Linked DNA regions of Mus musculus: all the other regions are linked to region 3. Evidence: chromatin loops called from intact Hi-C (ENCODE). Cell type or tissue: left cerebral cortex. All regions are shown on one strand. Each heading gives the region's core, and the rest is flanking DNA. Links, peaks and the distances in the headings are about the cores only.

Region 1 (7,678 bases), core at 1,332-6,331, 280 kb after region 3:
AAGAACATGCAAATACATTGAACACACACACACACACACTAAATATACATACATTCACATTGAATACACACAGAGACACAATATTGAATACGCACACATACACTGAATACACACACATACATGCACACACTCTCATAGGCTCACATGCTTAAACATAAAGGTTACATGCACACAAAGATAGATGCATATACACAGGCATAAGTAATGATTTTAACAAATGTGTGTATATCTATCTATATGTCCCCATTCTATGAATTTAGTGAAAGGTAATAATAGTCATATTTAAGCTTTTGGCTAGGGAGAGACGGGGTTTTGTCCTGTTTGCACACACGTTGTGTGCTTTCATATGACGCGTGGGCATTACTTCATGTTAGTGGTGTTTAGAAGGTCTTGGGGCTCTTTGACCATTCTGAGGATATATGGGGTTAAACTTCTTATGTAGCAATGCAGTGGTAGTGTTTGCCATTTTTATTCTGTCATGGGAGTGGCTTGCCAGAGGCTACCCCCATGTGACATCACAGCATTGCAGAAGCAGAGATGGGAGCCTACGGTTCCTGCCCTTGTTTGCCAAGCATGAACGGTATTTGCTAAAGGATGAAACTGTGCCACTCATTTTAATTTTTTGTTTTAAAAATTGCTCTTTATTGGTACTGGAGAGAGGGTTGATGGCTAGAAACTTGTGCTGTTTTTGCAGAGCTCCTGAGTCCAGCTCCTAGCACTCATATTTCGGGGACTCATGACAGCCTGTCACTCCAGCTCTAGGAGACTTGACACCTGCTGGCTTATGTCAAGATCCACATGTGCATCTACATAGCTGCAAACAGACATTCAAATGAAAACAAGCCTTACAACATCTCTGCATACATCTAACAATTATATGTATGTTTATCCTATAATCATATAATTTTTAATTATAATTTTATAATTTAATAATTTTATAATTTTTATTGATTTAGTTTGAGACAGAGTCTCAGTATCCATTCTTCCTGCTCAGTAGGTGTAGGAGTTGTGGGTCCCTCTTAGAGAAGCTAATGACTAGTAATTCTGGAATCAACTCTGGTGCACAAGAAGGCTCTGTGGAACCCCAAGTCTGTTCTCCAGTCTTCACACACTGAACACAGCCCCCTATTTCTGGGCACCTTCTCTTTGAGAAGTATTCTCTCAATACAGGAGCCTTGCGGGTATTTTCAAATTTTACAAATTTCCTTGGTTTCATTGGGGGCAGGGGCATGCATTCTTGCCTGGGCTTTCTTGCAGATCTGCCAGTGGTGTTCTCAAGACCCATGGCTCACATTAAAGGAGGATTCATCTCCCTCTATTACTGTTTTGGGTTGGGGCCAGAGGAAGATGTTGGGTACCCTCCTCTATCACTGTCCTTCTTATTCTTGTCACACAGGGTCTTTCAGTGAACCTAGAGTCAGGTTGGTGGTCCTCAAGCCCCACCAGTCCTCCCATGTCTGCTCCCCACAGCCGTGGGGTGACAGGCACACGTGTGGCCATGCCTGGCTTTTAATGGGTGTCACAGATTGGAACATGGGTCCTCATGCTTGCAGAGCAAGGCCTCTTCCCCAATGTACCATCTCCCCTGGAGTTACAGCAAAGGACTTTAGCAACCTGAGACTAATTCTCCATTGGGGTTTAAAGTGTGTTATGAAGAGAGGATCTATTTCTTCCTGAGTTCCAAATTCCGTTTCACTGAACCGGAAGGGAAGTGGGCACGCTGTCTGATTTGTTGTGTGTTTTTGATATCGTGCTTTGTCCCTGTTCTGGAGATAAGGATCCATGGCTTTTGATCACACATCCGCAGGCATTGCTTTTGTAATCATAAACTCAGTACCAGCTTCATAATGAGCTCCCGACTTTGCAGCAGAACAAAATAGGGACGTGTCATGCAATTGCAGTTGTCTCTTGTCAGCAGGAGAACTAAACCCTTCAGACGGGAGCGTGAATGTACATTTGCTGTGGGGAGCTTGAAAGGCAAGCATTCTTTGTTTATTTATTTAATATTTTGTTTTTTTTTCTTTTTACACAAAACTGTTTGTAAGAACTTTCAATTAGCATGAAAAAGAAGCTGGTCCCAACTGGCTTCACAGCCGTTTTGCACCTACAGTTTGGAAGGCATGGTGTGCCAGGATGTCTAGGGCCAACTAGATTATTGATGAAAGCTACTGGGCTGTTTGTTTCTGGAACCCTGATTGAGTCTGTGACTTGATCCCACAACCGTCACTGTATAGGAAAAGGGAAGACACAGTACGGATGCTGCCACCACCTCTGCAGCTAGATCACTTTTTGTGCTGTCATCTTGACATTATTTCATGGAGAGAACAGGATTTAGTATTCCTGTGGCAGTCATCTTTTTGGTGCTTCTCATTCTAATTTTTTCATTATGTTCTAAATTACTGTATTAATTAATTATAACAGCACTATTCAAGGCCGAATCTGCATTCTAACTTTGCCTAGCTGGAGTAACTTCCCCTTTTTCCTCTCTGGAGTAACATCTCCTAGAGTAGATATTTGCCTACAAATTGAGTCCCAAGCTTTGATTTCCGCAATGGTTGCTATAACGTATGAGTGCTTCTAAGTACCTGCAAACACATAGGTTATTTTGACGCAGCCCTCCTTCTTTTATGTATTTACTTAAGAAGAGAAAAGAATGTCCCCGTCGTCCTGTTCTATTACTGTCTGCCATAATCTCTTGAGACAAGGTCTGTCACTGAACTTGGATCTAGGATGGCAGCCAGCAAGGCCCAGGGATCTTTCTGCCTCTGGCTCCTACGGAACTGACATTTCAGACATTCAGAGATTTGAACTCAGGTCCTCATGCTTGTGCTTTATCCACTGAGCCATCTCTCCAGACCTACACCATCAGTTTCTTCTGTGGGGACATTATTCTGGATTGGATTTGTTGAACCTGATTGTCAGAGCTTCTTCTTTTTTTTAAGTAACATTTTAATTAATTCTTCAAGCATTTCATATGTGTATTCAAGGTAGTTTATCATATTCACTCTCCAATTCCTCCCCTGACTTGTCCATCCCAGGTCTACTCTCCCACCAGCTCGTGTCTCCACTTTTGACTCCTTTCTAAAGTTAGTACAGCAGTCAGACTTCATCAGAGAAGTCTCTTGGTGAAGGAAGTGCTGGTCTGCAGAAATTCAAACTGGTCACAGCACAGAGAGTGAGTGTCATTGGGGTACTGAGACACAGTGGGACCTCTCTCTCTCTCTCCCTCCCTCCCTCAACATCCCTCCCTCCCATCCCTTTCTCTCTCTTTCTCACATACACTCTGTCTTTGTCACATACACACTCTCTTACACATACGTGTTGTCTCTCTGTCTTCCCCTGCCCCCCCCCCCATCCCTATTGCCTTTCGGAGATCATTGTAGAAGAGGGAAATAAAATTATTATAGTCAGGGGTCAGGGAAGGTCAGAACAAAACGGGGTTTTCTGGGTAAGAAATACAAAACATAAGCCAGTTAATGTTGCAGCAAGCTGGAGGGAGGGGCATACTGAAGTGACAGTGGATGGCTTCTGGGTCCCATGGCACCACCCCTGGCTTTCTCCATGTGTTGTAGAATCCAATTCAGATCCTCATGCTTGCAAGGCAAGCACTTCATTGGCCTACTTAGCCTAGAAAGTTGGTTTTGTTTCTTTGGTTTTGTGGTCATGTGTCTCACAGCCATTGGAGGCAGGAAATTCTTTATCTCACCAACCTGGGGATGGAGCATCCTCCCTCCCCCCCCCACCCCCAGAACGCCTGTGAGTGATCACAGCTGTAGTGGAGGAGGGATGAAGTGCCATTCAAACACTTCATCTCACTAGGCGGAGAGGGATTTGAGGGCAGTCTTCACTAAGACTGGGAGCTGGGTAGCTGCTACTAATTACCTCTCTGTCAGCTGTTCACTTTTTTAAAAACTGAAAAGCTGCTCAAAATGCATGTATTATCATAAGCATTCTTAACATTTTAGTGACTATTCTATATATTGGAAGTATAATTAGTTGTGAAGAATGTGAAATGAATCCCATTATGAAGTGCAGACACTAAACCTGATTTAACATGTATTTAATTATTGTGTGTGTATATTTAAGTGGAATCCAGAGACTGGGTTTCAGGGGTCATTTCTCTCTTTCCCAATGCGGGTCCCACAGGTAACAAATCAATCTCAGGCCCCCAGGTCTCCCAAGCAAGCACCTTTACCTCCTGGCTCATCTCACTGACACCAGATCTGGATTTAAAATCTTTATTTTTAAAAATTTCTTAGACCTTTGAAAACAATGGTCAGAGTCTTTAGTTTAGACTTTGATGTAAGGAAAGCCAACATTTGATCCTATCGTGTCCCATTTCAGAGCTCAGTGGTTCACTTAGCTATGTTCACCCTCAGTTTCCTCCACTCTATATATGATAAATAATATGTAATATACAATATATGTATATAATATTACACACACACATACACACACATGTATTCTAAATAGAATGAGCAGCTCTCAAGCTCATAGGAGAACAGGACATTTCAAGAATGGTGTGGAGTTATGTTTTGTTTGCTTTTAAAATTCAGCTTGCCTATAGAGGGAAAGAGCAAACAATTAAAAATCTATAAGCAAAGCCAATTCTGAAGTACTAATGAAATAGCCTCAGCAACATAAGTGACAAAGGATATATGCAGATGAGGTTAGTGGAACACTGCTTAACCTAGCATTCAATATGTATTCCTCTATTATGAATTCCCAAACAAAAGATCCAGTGCTGTGATGCTGGGCAGAGACGATGCCCCAGTGACCAATTACTTTAAATATTTAATACTAAGTATGGTGGAGGGAAAGAGGGAAGGAGAGGATGGAGCTCTCATACTTCCCAGCCATTTGGGGGTACCTGAGCCTTGAGGACAGTCACCTGATCACATGCTTTTGCCTCTACAGGGAGAAGCTGGCTGTGGCCAGGCTGCAGAGAGAAGTTGCCCAAAGGACAAGCCAAGGGGCCATGGTGAGTTTTGGCTCTTCTCCCTTCCTGTCATTCTCCTGTCCTGAGAGCTCTGGCTCCAAAACCATTCAGTACCAGCAAAGCATGTGGAAGCCAAATATTTGCTTGTAGCCAACTCCATGATCATATCTTTGTAAATGATGTAGTTATTTCAGTTTAGATAGCTTTGCTACGAAAGGTCAGAGAGACACAGACAGTGAGACACAGACAGATGGGCAGACCCCGAGTCCAGATTTGAAAGAATACTCAAATGTTCAAAGGGTGGAGGGCTATAGTTTGAGAATCTGAATTGGATGATCAGGCCAAGTCTGTAAACATACAAATTTACATTTTTACATAAGGACAACTGAATATAACTCAAACTTCTCTGTTATTCAAAGGTAAGCCAAATGCATTACAGAAAGAACCTCTGTGTGTTTCCTAATGTAGTTGCCCTTTATTCTCTCCCTGCCCAGGATCTACAAGGTATTTCACCCTGTCCTTTCCAGCTTGGCTTCTTAGGAAAACTGATGTTTCCTTGTAGTTCTGAATGATATCCCCCAAAAAATCAATATGTAATTTTTTGGTCCATCTAAACTTCATTTTATAGACCATTTTCTTTGCTTGAGTATCTGCTGGGGTGCCACTGTGACAGCCGAGGTGACTGTCTGGGCTCCCAGGGACCCTGTGCTTGTGAATTAACTGCTGTTGTGATTTCTGAGAAGAAACTAGCACAGCAATCTTGCTTTGCCCCTCTTCTGGCAAGACAGTGGCAGGGGTGTGGATTTTCAGTAGAAGATTCTATTCTCTATGAAAAGGTAGTGGGGTATTTGTAGCCCCCCCCAAAGCTGCTTCCATTTGATCCCATGAGAGCTAAGTGACAGTTCATCCATGAAGAAGAGGAAGAAGTTCATTAGAGTCACTGGTCCCCTGCTTCTCTTGATGGAGAATGTAAGAGACTAGGGCTACAGGCTAGATGCTGAATGTAACTGAAGTTCCCAGGGGACCAGAAACATACTGACATAGTTTTGGAAAGGCATATCACGCTGTTGTGCTAGGAATCAAAACACAAGAGAGACTCGGCAAATGTTGAAACAATTTGAGGCAGCCACCTCCAAGTATCTTTGGGCAAGGTTAGGAAAGCAAGTTGGAAAACCATAGAAGTGTGAGTGGTAAGCTATGTCTTCTGTAGCGGGACAGCTCACTACTGTGTAGACAGCCCTGGAGGGCAGAGAACAAGCCTGGCTGTCATTCCTTAAATAGCTTTTACCTTGTGTTGTGAGATAGGGTTGGTCGTTCACTGGCCTGGAGCTCACCAAATAGACTGGGTTGGCCAATCAGCAAGCTCAAGGGATCTGCCTGTCCCAACCTCCCAACCACTGGGTTTATAAACACATCCCACCATGTCTGAGTTTTTAGATGGATTCTGGAATAGAACTCCCAGGTAGGTCCCCATGGCTACATAGCAAGCATTAACCACACGAGCTTCCTCTTAGTCCAAGAGAGTTTCACTTGTAATAAACTCTACATTTTGGAGTATCATTAGATCTACACAAACTGTACATCTAAGCCCTTCATCCACCTCCCCCTAATATCAACAACTTGTATGGATATGGTAAAATCACCCTAACAGAGAGATCAATTTTATTGACTTACTGTAAATTAAATCCCAGACTTTACTAAGCTATCACCATGACCCATCTGTGATCTACAATCCAATGTAGGACTCTACATTTCATGGAGAAAAGTTCCTTGTTAATAGCAGGCTTGAACCTATGTGTGCAGATTGACCCATACACATACATGGAATGTGAACCCCAACTTGGGGGAAAGGCCAGTCTGGATTTATATCCCAGTAACTATTGTTTACTGTATCCAAGGGAACAGCTTGATCTGAGATTTTTTTGTTCCATTAAGGAATGTTTTGGGAGACTAACTTCCAGTATCTTGGGTATTTTTTTTTTTTTTGCCTAGTTCTTCAGGGAAACACACTTAATTGGTTTACAGTTCTCTTTAGTTATTTTCCCCAGTTTGTCTTCCTTCTGACAGATTATATAACCTATGTCCTATTTTGCTGGCTCACTGTATCCTGCCTTTGAGTCTTCAGTGTACCTCAGTTTTTGTTAATACACAAAGAGGATCCACCTGAACAGTAGAAAGACACCATTCTTATTATCCTGTAGACTAACTCAATTTCCATTAGACATGTTTTGGTGTAAGGTAAAAATCTCATATATAAATGTGTTTATTTATATGTGTGCTATGAAACTGGAAAGGAGATCATGATGGAGGAAAGAAGAGAGCTGATGGGGAAGGGAAGTGAGACCATGTGGTAAGGAAGTAGAAGGAAGTGTGATCTCTGGAAGAAAGGGAGGGGGCCAGCCAGAATGGGGCACCGGCATAGGGGAGGTTGGAGGGGAAAGGAAATGATAAAAGAAAGATGATGACATAGTATGGGAAAGCTGAAGCTCTACCAATTTCCCCAGTTGTGAATGAAGGCTCCATAAAACATTTATAAAGAATATTAGGGGGCTAGAGAGATAGCTCACTTATGAAACTGTTGGGGTGCAAGCTGAAGGACATGGGTTCGATCCTCAAGACCCACACATGCTGGGTGTGCTTGTGCATACCAGAATTGGAACTCTGAGGAGGTGGAGACAGGAGGATTGTTGAGTTACAGGGACAGGCCATTCTAGCCCACTTGACCAACTCAGGTTCATG
Region 2 (7,678 bases), core at 1,829-6,828, 260 kb after region 3:
AAAAAAGAAACCTTAGTTCCACTTGATGTTTTTGTCTGTCTGTCTATCTATCTATCTATCTATCTATCTATCTACCTACCTACCTATCTACCTATCTTTCCATCTATATTTATTTTAAATCCCTATCACAGGCCCCCTCTCCTTCCTGTCCCCATCATAGAGCCCCTCCCATCTCCCCCCTCCCTTCCTCTTCTGTAGAGGGGAAGCCCCACCCCCACCTGTGTACCAACCAGCCCTAGAACATGAAGTCACTGCAGGACTATGTACATCCTTTCCCACTGAGGCCAGACAAGGCAACCCAGTTAGGGGAACAGGATCCATAGGCAGATAACAGAGTCAGGGACAGCCCCTGCTCCAGTTGTTGGGAGACCTACATGAAGACCAAGCTGCACATCTGCTACATATGTGCAGGGGGCCTAGGTCCAGCCCATGCTTGATTCAGTCTGTATTTTCCTTTTCCAGTTTATCAACCATTTTCCTGTTGAGAGAGTCTCAAATCAATAGATCAATCAATAATTAATTTTTGACTTTCTGAGAGAGGGTCTCCTATATCTCATGATTGCCTAAACTGTGGAGCCAAGAGTAAATTAAATGTCAGATCTTCCTTCCTCTACCTGCTTTGCAGTGGGATTTGGGGTGTGAATGACCGTGCCAGGCTTATGCCGTGCTAGGGTTGGAACTTAAGACTTCATGCACACAGGGCGAGCATTCCACCAACTGAACCATATCTGCAGCCCACAAAAGACAAATCTTAAAAGCAGCTCCGGACTGTGGATCATAGCTCCTTGGCTGCAGAGTATGTTGACAGTAAGAAAAAAATAAATAAATGCGTGGGTCAGTGACAGGACATTGAAGGGGGTTCAAGTGCAAGTGCCTGTCTGTGGTGTGTGTATGTGTGTGTGTGTGTGTGTGTGTGTGTGTGAGAGAGAGAGAGAGAGAGAGAGAGAGAGAGAGTGAGAGCAAGTGAGAGAGAGAGAGAGAGAGAGAGATCTTAGGAGGCAGATTTTGTATTTCTTGGAACATGAGAATTGGAGCTCACAAATGTTTATGTCATCTAGATATCGCCACTCTTTGCAGCCTAATTTAGAAATGGCTTTAAGTTTGTCCTTATTTAAATCCAAGCATCCATCAAACAGCATAGGTTCAGCTCATAAAATACCCAAGCTCAGGCTGGAGAGGACGTAGATAAGTGGACAGGGTTGAAAAATGAAGCTTTCAACCCTGGCCTCTATGAGCAGGGTAAGAAATAGTTTCATTTTGTGTGTTTTGCAGGGAATGGGGACCAATTGACTTCTGAAAGATAGTTTCCATAGCTACTGGGTGGAATCAAAAGCAAAGTCAGTGGTGGGGATTTTTTTTCTCCACTACCTGAACTGCCGTTAGGTAGCTAGTGGGGCAAGCATTTCTCAGGGCTCTGGCTGCTCCATAGTCAAAACACTGGGCAATCCTGCAATTTGCAGCTGCAGTGAGTGGGTTCCTTTCCTGGGCCTCACATCATGAAGCCATCATTCATCTAGAATGTTCTTTTTACTCAAAACAAAACAACAAAGCATACAAACAAACCCCAGAACATGACTCTTGAACAGCTCAGTTCATGTACAGTGCCAGTGAGCAGTTCCTGCCCCTGAAGATTAAAACTCAGGTTTGTAATTTTTTTTTTTACATCTTCAAAGGACTCACATACCTTTTTATTTAAATGTAATGTGGACATCTAAGAACACCGAATACTTTAAAATCTAAAATAGAAACAGTATTTCATTTTTTGAGGGGTGGTGAGCTACACACCCTAGCTTACCACAGTACTTTAGTTTTGTAATCAACCAATACCGACATTCACAATATTCTGATCTTTTGTATGGAGCACTTTGTCACATAAGCTGCTAAAAAAACCTTCCCAGTGATCACCTACAAGATATCATGGAAGAAAAGTAAACTCTCGATTTGTTCTTAATGTATAGTGTCCAATTGGGATCTGTAAAGGCTTTTGATTGTCATTTTTTTTTCAAAAGTACTTCCTATTCATCTCTGTCTTTCTGTGTCTGTCTCTGTGTCTATCTGTCTGTATCTCTGTCTGTCTCTCTGTCTGTTTCTCTCTCTCTCTCTCTCTCTCTCTCTCTCTCTCTCTCTCTCTCTCTCTCTGTGTGTGTGTGTGTGTGTGTGTGTTTGGGTGTTCATGGGACAAGGTCAGCATAAAACTGTGAAAGTTGTTCTCTTTCCAATATGTGGGCACTGATGGGCAAACCTAGGTCGTCAGGCCCCATGGGAGAATCCTCAGAGTCCTTTCCCCAGCCCTGGAGTAAGTGTCTTGCTTGTAAAAAGATGATCGCATCTGTTAAGTGAAAGGCCAGAGCCCTTTAGTTCTAGCAGAATGTAATTTCAAGAGTAAGTCAGAAGTTGACCTTTCTAAATGGACTGTTAATTTAACTGTTTAGAAAAATAAAACATGCTCTTTAATGAAATTTGATACTGACAGCATTTGCTTCTTTTCAAAAATGGGTCAAAGAACTAAAAATAGAAATTGGACTGTTTTTTTTTTGTCTTAACTGTGTTTTTTATTGTTGTTGTTTTATAATTTCCATACCTAAAATCCCCCTGCATCACTCAGCTTATTGCGAAATCTGTTTGTGAGGGGAGGCTGAGGAAGATGTATCCATCCTCTTACAGCCATGGGGCTGAAAGAGCCCCAATTTTTGCAGACAGATATATACAGCATCAGTGACAGGACAAGAGGAGAAAAAGCCTTCTAACCCCAAATCAGGAGAGAAGACTCCATCATCAGCCCTATCTTACAGCTCTGGGAACTTCCTCTGTAAAAAATGTCAGACCCAGGAACAGGGCTTCTTATATGAGCTGCTGAAGACTAGATAAAGGGCCATGTTTATAAATACAAATTACATTGTGCAAACACTATCCAAACAAGGCTTCTTGGGAAAGGTCCAAAGTCAGATTCCAGAGATGAAAGTCTTTACTGAATTTTGATGGTGTCTTTAAGACACTACGTGTTCCTTATGGGAATGGTGGGGGCGAGAGAGGGTTGTCTCCATATGGGTGCTTATTGATTGCTGTTCAGAAGCCCTGTGAACTGGGACATAAAATCCAAACAAGGGAGGGAAACAATCCCTCTGATATTGAGCAGCAAACAGTTCCTGTAAAGAAGCTGCAGGAAGCAGGCATAGTTCACAGTCCAACACTGGAATGCTCCAGACAGAGCCTAGGGGTTAAATTGAAAGACCCAAAAGTCTCTCCAGAAGCCAGTTAACTGTGCCTGCTGGTTCCACACAAGAAGCAGAAAGGGAAAAATTTGTTGAAGATTCAATTCTTGACCAAGAGAATAGTAAGGTAAGATATTTTGGAAAATTCACAAACTGGAGATTCTTAGTCCAAATTTTCTTTTCTATAAGAGAGTCAACATTAAAAGATGTGTGTGTGTGTGTGTGTGTGTGTGTGTCTGTGTGTCTGTGTGTCTGTGTGCATATCTGCATATTGTCTGTCTGTGTCTGTAGTGAGTATCCTGCTTTGAAGGAAAATAGAGGCAGACACCATCCGTCCAATGAGTGCTTTGTAAATCACATTATCAGGACTTGCTTAAAGTGTTACCCAAGATTTCCTATGGAGGAGGTTGGTGGCACTGCCATATGCCATCTTGGGTCTGAGCCAGAGACACACACTGGAAGGCTTTTACATTCCAGCCGTCTCCTCCTGCCTGGCAAAGGAAAAAAAAAAAAGCACTTTTTTTTTTGTATGTGGCCTAAGTGGGCAAGTTATTTGTACACAATGGGAAGTTGAAATTTCATTTCCACATGAAATTAGTGAATAATGCCTTTCAAGGCTCGTTGAATAAGCATGCCCAAGACTCCGTCAGCATCCAAAGTCTGTTCAGGACGCCCACCATCTGGATGAAAATGGAATGAATCAGTTATCTAGCTACTTTGGTAGGGGGTGGGGGAATCAGAGGTGGGGTGTGGCCAAGAGGAAGTGTCTGGATACTATACTGAGGTTTTGGCTATTTCATCAGGACTTTGATGCAAGCCAGGTTTGTCTCTGCCAGATTCCATGCTAATATATACTGGCCTACTATGCTATACCACAAACATATGTTCTTTGATCTCCATATGTCTGGCCAACATGTATGTGCTTAATATTTTTATACTACTGTTTTTACTTTCACCATTATTTTTCATACTAATTCCAATATGTCCCCATTCATAAGGATTGGATTTGGGGATTTCACAGAATAGATGGCTCATGTGCATGACTATATCTGTAACTAGAGAGTATGTAACTATGAGACTTCATCCTCAGTGCAGTGAGAATAAAATTTGTAATATTTTTCTAAAATTTGTTTTATTTTAAGTTCTTATATTTATCTTCTTACCTAGTTTATATACTGCTGCCTGGATTATAAGCTGTGATTTGGGAAAAATATCTTACTTTATTATTTTGGTATCACCTTTTGATGAAGTAAGGCAGGATTATCTTTTGGTAGAAGATATGGGTGATATGCCTACATGTAATAATTAAAGTTCAGATGTGGAAACCAGACCAACAGAAGCAGATGGAAATGTCTCCCAGGTGAGTATGAATTTTTATTTGCAAAAATGAGACTTGTGCCAACAATCCATTGTGCCTGATTTTGATCATTTTAAAAAAATGTGATGGAAGCCTGGGTTTGCCTTTGAATAAAGATGAATAAGATATGTTCAATTCCGTTTAACATGCTTTGGAATTTAGTACATGAATAGAGTCTGAATGAAAAGTAGCAGGGGTTGAGGGAAATTAGTTACTGGGTTGTAAAGTGACTGGTTGGTTTGAAAACTTAGGGATATCAGAAAAGTCAGAATCCAGCTGGCCCTCTCAGACCTTCCCTTCCCTGTAATGTGATTCTCAAAGAGGAGAGAGGACGTGGGGAGAAATGAATTAGCAGAAAGAGTCTTAGGAATTCAGGATTCTAGAATTGAGTGGTATGGTGTTTTGGAGAATATATTTCTAAACCTGGGACCTGCATTTTGTGTGCTCTCATGTTGTGTGCTCTTGGACATCCTCTTGCCTTGCTGGGTCAGCTGGAGTCCATCAGTCTTTGCAATCTGAGGCACTCATTGAAACTATTTATTTTATTGTGATTTACCTTGTACCTTGATAGTGTGATCCATATATGGATGTTAACTTGGAGGCAACTGCTGATTGAAAATTCTTTTCAGGACTTTTAAGAGAGGTTATTTTGAATATGACAAAACATGATACGTTGAATGGGCTTTCATAGGTATATTAGACTGATTGATTGTTCAGATAGGAAAGGCTGTATGAGTGATGTAATTTGTCTTAGTGCTCTTAAAATAATTTTTATTTCCAATGATGCGTTTATGAGTCAGTGTGATATTTTGATATGTAAATATTTATAGGGTTGTGTGATATTCTAATATGAATATAGTTATAGGGCAGGGTTATATTTTGATACATTCTCTGTACTTTGAGTTCATTGGCCAGAACTCTTAACTGCACAGGAGGCTGGGAAATGGTTTATCTCTCTCCAAAAGAAAGAATTTGGGTAAATCTTTACCAATTATAGTTACATGCATTTGTGTAACATTTTAGTTCAGTATTATTATGTGTATTATATATAATATATAAGATATCTGTTTTACATTATGCACTCATATATATTCTATGTCTCATCTATGTGAATTATGTATGCACACCAAAAACTTTTGTGAATCAGCCTTGGGAATAAACTAATGTTTTCTGAAACTTTTTTGAGTGTAACTTACTTGCATCTAAGTGTATGTGTATGTGTGTGTTCATTTGTGTATGTATGCATGTATATATTTATACACACACACACACACACACACACACACACACAAACAGAGTCTCATTAGTAGCAGCTCAAACTTGATTAGATTTCACTATGTAGCCCACTTAGCCTTGAACTTACTATATACCCCAAGCTAGCATCAAACTCATTTTTCTTCCTGAGCATCCCAAGTTCTGAAATTAAAAGTGTGCACCACCACACTGAAACCAAGTCCTTTATTTTTAAACAATTGATTTCCTTTGCTTTCTTTTCTGTGATTTAAGGGTCCATTTCTCTTCTCGGAGGCCTTGTGTCCAGAGTTCTCATATATTCTGTGCCTCCATTTTCTAGTTGATTCATCAGCCTCACCCACATGTAATTTTATCTTTTGCTGGGGAACACAAGAGACCTTCAGGGTCATAGTAAGTTTATGTCTGAATGCCCTCTTACATAAGGGATATTCTGACTGATCAGTCTCTAAGGAGCTGTATTCCCAAGTGTTCACTAATGCCTCAATCTGGGTTCTGGAGTGCTGTTCCTCATGTGACCTCCTCCTCACTTCTCATAGTTTCCTGTCCTCAGAAACACAAAAGTAAGACATTGTATTCAATACATGCTTAGGCAGTAGGCACTCTTTCCAAACCTTCATCTCATTGGTTCTTGTGTGTGTTTGTGTATCTCTGTGTGTACCTGTGTTGTTATTCACCATATGGGTGAATGTTTATGTGTGTTTACATGTGTGTAGGTAGGCATAAGGCAAGGTGTTCTGGTTCATTTTTCAGCTTGACACAAACTAGAGATTTCTGGAATTAGGAACCTCTACTGAGAAAATACCTCCATCAGGTTAGCAAGTGGACAAGTCTGTGGAGGTATTTTCTTGATTAATGTTTGACATGGGAAGGGCCAGCCCACTAAGGGCAGTGTTACCACTGAACACATGTTCCTGAGTTATATAAGAAAGTAGGCTGAATAAGCCAATAAATCATGTTTCTACATGGCTTCTGCCTCAGTTTCTGTCTCCAGGTTCCTGCCTTGGTTTTTGTCAATGGATAGTGACATGGGCTATATAAACAAAACTCATCCTTTCTCACCAAGTTCCTGGTTTTTATGACAGCAGTAGATAACAACCTAACATGGAGGTATGCATGCTCATATATGCATACATAAGTAGAGGTCAAAGGTAAAGCCCATGTTATTCTGCTTGGACATTGACCTGAAACTCATGAAGTAGGCCAGACTGGCTGGCCAGTGAGCCCTGAGAAGCTGCTATCTCCTGCTCAGTATGGGGATTACAAGCTCATACACCTTTATACCGGTTCTGGGGATTGAAGTCAAGTCCTCATGCTTGCAAGACAAGTACTCTACTAACTAGCTATCTCCCAGTCCAACTTGATTTTGGTCAGTTAGTAACTCAAGGACAAAGATAAGCAAAACAACTGGCATAAGCCAGTCTGTAGAGGGAGTCTCTCTTCTTCCCATGATATTTTGTAATTGTATCATTATTATTTGAGGGCTTCTATTTACTAGAGATGGATTGATAAAGGAAGGCCAGAAAGACTGCGAATGTGGGAATCTAGTCTCATTTTACAGTTGTTGTCAAAGCATCATTTTTAGGTTGTTTGGAACATTTTATTCCCTGGCAGTTAACCTCTCAATTGTTGTGTACCATGGCTGTTTATATGTGGTCTTACCTTCTAGGCATTGAGCTTCAGAAAGGCTGTTCCATCTTATCTTTTGACCTCTTTTTGTTTGTTTGTTTGGGTTTTTTGTTATTGTTTGCTTACTTTAATCATACATGTTTCTCTCTCACTCTCTCTCTCTCTCTCTCTCTCTCTCTCTCTCTCTCGTGTGTGTGTATGTGTGTGTGTGTGTGTGTGTATGTGTGTG
Region 3 (7,678 bases), core at 1,327-6,326:
TTTGGAACATAAGCCTGGATAATAACACAGCTATGAATATGATGGTGTTGAATGAAGGAAGAGCTGTTATTTCTGAAATGTGGGAACAAGTGTTACTGTCAAATGCCTGTCTGACAAACTGCCTCACAAAGACTACACGCTTCATTTGGTAAATTGAATCTGGAAGCGTAGACCTGATCCAGACCTGTTCAAACGATACCCCAAATCATTCCATTGTCTGTGGTTACTGTATTTTACACACTTTAAAATTCAACTTAGTGGCCTGGGAAGATGGCTCAGTGGATACAGCACTTGCCATGGAAGCAATAGGACCAGAGTTTGGGTCACAAGAACCCACATAAATGCCAGATTGGCATGTCGGCCACCCTCCAATTCCAGCCCCAGACAGTGGAGATAGGATCCTGGAGGAAGCTGGTTAGGGAGGCTAGTCATATGGGCAAGCTCTGGGTTTGTCTGGAAGACCCTGCCTCATTGAGTCAGGTGGAAGAACAATGGAGGATGAGCTCCAATATCAAGTGGATTTCTCTGCGCGCGTGTACGCGCGCGCGCGCACGCGCACACACACACACACACACACACAGAGTGTACCCATGCACCTGTGAACATGCACACATAGGTGTATGTATGAAGGCAAAATGGCCAACTTAGAAAGCAGAACAATGCTGAAACGTTTATGTAGCTGCATGCTTTCATGCTGTGAATTTCAGAAGTAAGCGACATTGCCCCAGTGCTGATAAGGAGTGATTGTGCGTGGCTTTGGCTTCTCATATCTTGTGTTCCCCTGACTACCCCTCTGTATCCCATTCCTCAGGCCTTTCCTTTGGCACAAAATTATTTTCTGCCATTTAAGCTGCTTCTATCCCCATTTAAAATTTTTGTTTTATTAGCATATATACATTATATGTGACAATGGTTTTCCTCTTCCATTCCTGCTGATACCCCTTCTCTTCTCACCATGCACTCTTCTAATTCTCCTTTCTCACTCTTTCCTTCCTTCCTTCCTTCCTTCCTTCCTTCCTTCCTTCCTTCCTTCCTTCCTCCTTTCCTTCCTACCTTTAGGGGAGGTGGTAGTGAGTTTCATTAGGGTTGCTTACAGGAGCAAGGATGACCAAGGTTATACCACTGAAGAAAAGGTCTCTCCCGCCACCAGTGACCATTAGCTACCTATAGATGCTCAGGGATTGGAGGCTTTCGGAGACTCTCCTTATTCCATGATAGAATTTTGGCAGGTCCAGTTTTGTGGTGATACTGCCAGGTAATGTTTCTTTGTCAAAGTTATATGGCAAATTATTTCTAATTATGATAGATAACCATATAGCTTTCCCCACCTCCCTGATCACTGGTGTGATTGCATTACAGTTTTGCTTAAAAATATATCTGGTGCCTATTTTATCATGTTTACAAGTATAGATCTTCCTTAGTGTCCATGAGGAACTGGTTTCAGGGTTCCAAGTCCCCTTCAGGAACCTCAAATCGGTGACCCTCCGAGATATACAATGACGTGGAATCTGTACGTAGCCTAGGCACATCCTTCTTTAGGCTTCAGATCATCGCTAGATTACTTATGAGAACACAATGAGAACACCGTGTAATTTCCATGTTTTATTTGTTAGGGAATAATGACCACAAAAAGGGTCTGGAAATGATTGGTGAACCTCTTGTTTTTCATCAAATATTTTCTTTTTCATTAATACTTTAAATATTGTGTGTGTGTCTGTACATATGTATATGTGAGAGAAGGATGCACACAGAGACAGAGAAACAGAAACAGACACAGAAATGGATAGACAGACAGACAGACATGAGTACGGGTGTCCCCAAAGACCAGAAAAGGCCTTCCCGTAGGATATTCTGAAGCTGGAGTTACAGGTTGTCGCGAGCCACCTAACGTGGGTGCTAGGTCAGTAAATGCTCTTTCCAATGGGGAGTCCTGCACAAGCACACACACTGTTGTGCCTATGCAGGTTGGAGGCAACTTGACTCAGTCACTTCCCCTTCTGCCTTTACATGGGTTCATGGAACCTAATTCAAGTCACCAGACCTGTGTGGCAAGCACCTTTATCCACTGAGACATCGTGTCAGCCTTGCTGAAGTACTTTCAGACTCCTGGTGTTTCAATCTGCAGCTATAGAATGTGGAAACAGAAGGGTCCCTGTATTTTTTTTTTTCACTGCTGAGTCAGATCATTTATTATGATCACATTTCCTTTCTATTAACACTTTCCCCTAAGTTATTACTCGCACATGCTCACTGCTGCTCTGTTCACAGTAACAGGGAATTGGAGCCAGTCTAGATGTCCCTCAACAAATGAATGGATAATAAGAGCATAGTACATATATATACCCAACGGAATTTTATCCAGCTGTAAAGAAAAATGAAATCATGAAAGTTTCAGGGAAATGAATGGACTTGGAAAGTATAATAATATTAAGGGAGGTGACCCTAATTCAGAAAGGAGAAAGCTGCATATTCTCACTTACGTGTGAATCCTAGCCTGTAATGTACATATGTGTATATTAAAATTGGCATAAATGTAGCTACAGTCTAAAACAAACAGACAGAAAAGAGATCAAGGTAGGGTGAAATTATTGCAATGAAGAAGAGCTGGGGGAGGGGGGAGAAAAGGACACATGGAACTTGAAAGCAGCTAAGAGTTTGGGGGAGGGTACAAGGAGAAATGGGGGCAATGGGGGGGGGGACAGTGGCGGGAGACAGAGAGACAGGACTCTACTACACAGAGAGAGAGGGGGGAGGGAGGGAGAGAGAGAATGATCCTTTCTAAAGCCTAGTGTATTTAATTTTAAAAATAAAAAGATGATTATATGCAAATATAAAAACCCATAATTTTGAGCCAGGCGTGGTGGTGCACTCCTTTAATCCCAGCACTCGGGAGGCAGAGGTAGGCAGATTTCTGAGTTCGAGGCCAGCCTGGTCTACAGAGTGAGTTCCAAGACAGCCAGGGCTAAACAGAGAAACCCTGTCTCGAAAACAAACAAACAAACAAACAAACAAACAAACAAAAAACAAAAGAAAAACAAACAAACAAAAACAAAAAAAAAACCCAAAAATTTAAAACTGTGATAAGTTGCCTCATGTAAAACAACTCACAGTTTCCCACCTCTGGCTAAGTGCAGCTGCTCATGGATCCCTTTGACAAATAAGTCAGAAATGAACGTCCTTTAAAAGCATTCTTCTCAGAAAATAGAGTCTCAAGTCACCAGAGAATGCCTTTTTTCTCTCTCAATTGTCTAAGGGGAGAAGTTAATTATTAATTGCGCCAAATCAGGAGTAATTTGAAATGCCTGCTTCCCATGTGTCTTAATTATATTCAATTACTCCCATTCGGGTAAACAGAAATGCTCTCGTTTATTGTAGTTGGCAAACAGCATTCATTCATATCTGTTTCTGTGGTACCATGAACCCTCAGCACCTTCTGACTGTAGGAAACACCCTTCTTTCTGTGTTCCTCTGACGTCTGGAATAGCCTCATTAGAGACAGGCAAATGGCAGGCTTGGAGCAATGTGCTTTTGTGAACAGATAAATGGATGGGCTGCAAAAGAGGCAGTGATTTTTCACTTTCCTCCTTTTCCTGTCAATTATGCTTCCAGCTCAGGAATGTGAGGAGCTTTATAATAGGGAATATTCAAAGTAGCTTACAGAAAGCAAGGGAAGGATTTCACATTTAGACAGTTTTTAGGGACCGCCAGTAGAGGGCCTTGTTAAGCTGAGTAGAAGGTTTCCCCCCCTGCACACCAATTGCCAATCATGACAGCTACCTGGTAAAGAAGCCATTGTTTTTTAGACTGTCTGATGAATAGCTTTAAGATTACCCAAGTGATTTTTAAAGTACATTGTATTTCTTTGTATGTGGAGCGAGAAGACATCTAAGTTTCCATCTTCATTGCTTTCTTAGTAAGGAGTTAGAGAATCAGATGGATCATTAAAAACCCATCAATCAAACTGGGGCTTTGGAAGCCTCATCACTAAATCTATAGGATGTGTCTGCTGGAGTTGGGGTGAGGGGCTCTGAGTCTGCTTGTTGGATCTTAGTATTGGCTGCCGAGTGTGGAGAAGGAAAGATGAGAGTTCTCCTATTCTAGACATGGATTAATCTTGTTTCTAGCAGTGGGGTGAGGCCCATACTCAACAGAATTGTGTGCAGCAGTCCTGAGTCGTCCTCTCTGTGGCAAGCCCTGCTCTCCTCTGTGGCATGGCCTCTTTCTGACACCGACTGGAGAAGGTTTAATAAGAGCAAAGGCAGGTAATCTTCTCGGTGAGTTTAGTAGCCAGGGAGAAAAAACTGACTTCCAGAGTCACTCAGTGTGTACCCTAAAGCCATTCTCTTCCTCCTTGCTGGCCTGTTTCCTGCTCCCCTTACCTGAATCTGTCCTTACTTACGAGTCTCTCTTCTCCCTGTCTCTCCTCTTGGAACAACTCTGCCCAACTGCCTTCCTTAGGAAGGCTCGTCCTACCTGCCATACCCCTTATCAGCTCAGTGTGGTCCTTGCCACTGCACTTATCACTAATGTAATTAAACATATGGTGGGTTATTGATTAGGAAGGTGCCCCCCCCCTCCCCGGGAGGCAAGACCTTTCTTGGAATCAGTGTCTCTGTGTGTCTTGTAGTTTAATAGTAAACTTAGCACCTAGAACAATAGTTGGTCCGCAGAAGATAGCCCTCGAATGCTTGGTGAGTCTGAATATACGCACACTCTCTGGATTTTCTTCTCTAACATTTAAGAAAAACATTCACTTTAGTGTCTTAGACCTTGATGTTTAAAACCGCTGGTGTTCAAAATGTCTGTCTATGGACTGGGGCACAAAGCCACAGCATTGTTCTTTGATGTAACTTTCAACAAGGGGGCACAGGTCTCTTTATTTCCAGTAGTCATGATGTTTATCAAACAGGAGCTCTAGAAGTCTTGGAATCAATGAATAAGTATATAGGCTTGGCTTTATTTTTATTTTCTTAAATTTGTGTGTGTTTGTGTGTGTGTGTGTGTGTGTGTGAGAGAGAGAGAGACCTTATGCCACAGTCCATATGTACAGGTTAGCATTATTCACTGATCTATCTCAGCAGTCCTTTCTAAAAACACTTCTCCTTCCTTCCTCCCTCCCTCCCTCCCTCCCTCCCTCCCTCCCTCCCTCCCTCCCCTCCCTCCCTCCCTCCCTCCCTCCCCTCCCCTCCCTCCCTCCCTCCCCTCCCTCCCTCCCTCCCTCCCTCCCTCCCTCCCTCCCTCCCTCCCTCCCTCCCTCCCTCCCTGCCTTCCTTCCTTCCTTCCTTCCTTCCTTCCTTCCTTCCTTCCTTCCCAGACTCCATCTCCCTGTCTCCATTTTTCCCTCTATCCTCTGTCTTTCTCCCTTCTCCTTCCACGGTGGAAGGAGGAGCAGACCCAGGGAGATGCCTTTAGCTGACTCATGTACTTTCATGTTTCCTTGTTAGGCTAGAGATTTCCTGGAGGCCTGTAAATTCTCAAATACTGCCTTCCCAAGATGTCATGTAATACTAAAAAAAAAAAAAAAAAAAAAAAAAAAAAAAGAAAGAAAGAAAGAAAAAAAAGAAAGAAAAAGAAAAAGAAAAAGACCAGAAATTTGGAGTCTGTTAACACCATTAAAATGATGGAAGTTATGTGGCTATATATAGGTTCTACCCCAAAGACACTTGCCCTTTGATATCCATGGATTCCATTCTAGATTCTGACATCTCCCTTTCAGTCAGCTAATTCACCTCACTGAGTTTGGTTTCTTTATTCTTTAAATGCAGCACCACAAAATGATTTTTATCAAATATCTCTGAAATGTTTACAAGGTGGCCTAGCCCCTTTGTGTGTACATAGTCTCCTTATCTGATCCTCATAGCAGACCCCCTGAAATAAACACTGTTGTCAATCCCATTGTGGAGACAAGAGAAACCAGGAAACCGAGAGATTCATTTGTTTGAATTACCCAGTGGGACTTTGATCCGGGTATACAGACATCTTCACGTCCTTGTAGTATAGTTTTAAGGGAGGAGTGAGTAAGGCAAGTAGATAGGATGAACAATCTCAGATTTGGATGCAGGGTGATTTTTGTCACTGAGGACTTTCCAGGCCCTTGTAGGTAGAGTACCAGAGAGATGATATTGCCATGTGTGTGTGTGTGTCTATGTATGTGTGTGTGTTCCATCTCCCTTGTTGCTTAAGATATGGTCTCTCCCTTGCCTGGAACTCACCAGTGAGGTTGTGTGGGTTTGTTAACAACCCACAGGAATATGTTCATATTCAGCTCTGCAGCACTGGGGTTATAAACATCACATACCCATAAACAAACATAGCCATCACACTTCGACTACCCCACCATACTCCCTTCTTGAGACAAGGTCTTACTGTGTAGTTTTGGCTGGACTAGAATGCTAAGAGACAGGCTGGCTTTCAACTCACAGGGATCCACTTGCTTCTACCTCTGGAGTACAGGAATTAAGGCAGGAGCAACTGTGCCCAGTTCTGTTTTGTTATTTTTAAATATTTTGCAGTGAATAAAAAAATAACTTTATTAAAAATAAAAATCGGGCAGTTCTTTTCAGTGTAGATTCTGGGGCTAGAACTCAGGTTCTCATGCTTTCAAAGCAAGTTCTTTACCAACTAAACCATCTCTCCAGCCCCAGGGGGCTTACTTAATCCTCCTGTCAAATGTCAAGAGCTCTGTTTATTCAATGTTTTGGCACAAACAAGTGTTCATAGCTCAGAACAGCCATTAAAAAAGCAAAAGCAAAAACAAAAACAAAACCACTGCCTACCCATGCCCCTGAGCCATTGAATGCTTCTGTAGGTTTCTTACCATACTGGGAGTGTGGTCTTGGTTCAGAACATGACCTTTGCTCGACCAGTGCTCCTGACTTTATAATTTCTACAGCTGTATGGAAAAACTAAACAAAACATCCCCAAACCATCAAGCCTTGGGTTTTCCAGTGATTATAGACTGTATTTAAGGTGCAGTGCAGCCTGGGGCTGAGAGATGGCTCAGTAGTTAAGAGCTTGCTGCTCTTGCAGAGAACACCAGCATGCTTCCTAGCAGCCAAATCCTGCAGCTCATTGACACCAGGGACTCCAGCTCCGGGGGCTGTGATGTCTTCTTCTTGCCTACATTTGCACCTCCATGTATATGTGCATATCCCCCCCCCCCACATACATATAAATAAAAATAAATGCTTAAGTATAGCCAGGTTGTCAGGTAAAATGGTTTTATATGTGCTTAGGTGCTTCTGATGGAGTCTTCATTGGATTCCCCTTTCAGGTGTTCTTGTATCAATTTTCTTAATTGCCCTCTTCCTCCCATAGATCCTTCTTCATACCTCTCTTTCTACCATTCAACAATCTTCAACAATCTCTCTACCATTTGCCTATACACTTTCCATCTCATCCACCTCTCCTCTGCCTGTGTGCACATGTGCACGATGTATGAATGTGTATATATGTGGTTATACTCGTGCCATGGTGTGAATGTCGAGGTCAGAGTATAACATCAGGTGCTAGTTCTTAGTTCTCTCCTTGTTTGCTACAAGCTCTCCTGTGGTTTACCACTGCATTTCCCAGGCTAGCTAGCTGCCAAGCTTCCTGCTGTACTACTGTATCTGCCTCTATTTACTAGAGCAGAAGGTGGTTAGCCAGTGTTTCCTGGTGGGCCAGGGATCTAAAGGAA

Evidence for each region. A loop is a pair of places that touch in the nucleus more often than their neighbours do. Peaks named below come from ENCODE experiments on the same cell type or tissue, not always from the same donor. Only the 100,000 strongest peaks of a DNase experiment are listed, where the experiment ranks them.
Region 1: it touches region 3 in a loop (2.4-fold over the local background); 2 of 42 quality-filtered maps call a loop at or near these places.
Region 2: a loop joins it to region 3, with 2.5 times the contacts of the local background. A loop is called at or near these places in 2 of 42 quality-filtered maps.

What each region holds. Positions count from the first base shown.
Region 1 is chr1:126,445,757-126,453,434 of GRCm38, reverse strand. Nckap5 (NCK-associated protein 5) reads left to right here. Exons shown (of 17, transcript NM_001081756.1): 4 at 4,918-4,981. Among named protein-coding and RNA genes, the nearest start is that of Nckap5, 380 kb to the left of the region's middle. In left cerebral cortex, for the core only: no CTCF peak of the experiment used is centred there; a DNase peak (open chromatin) is centred at 3,791.
Region 2 is chr1:126,466,323-126,474,000 of GRCm38, reverse strand. All of the region lies in intron 3 of Nckap5 (NCK-associated protein 5), which reads left to right. Among named protein-coding and RNA genes, the nearest start is that of Nckap5, 360 kb to the left of the region's middle. In left cerebral cortex, for the core only: no CTCF peak of the experiment used is centred there; DNase peaks (open chromatin) are centred at 3,653 and 3,883.
Region 3 is chr1:126,722,650-126,730,327 of GRCm38, reverse strand. All of the region lies in intron 1 of Nckap5 (NCK-associated protein 5), which reads left to right. Among named protein-coding and RNA genes, the nearest start is that of Nckap5, 100 kb to the left of the region's middle. In left cerebral cortex, for the core only: a CTCF peak has its summit at 3,705 (motif pointing right); DNase peaks (open chromatin) are centred at 3,715 and 6,250.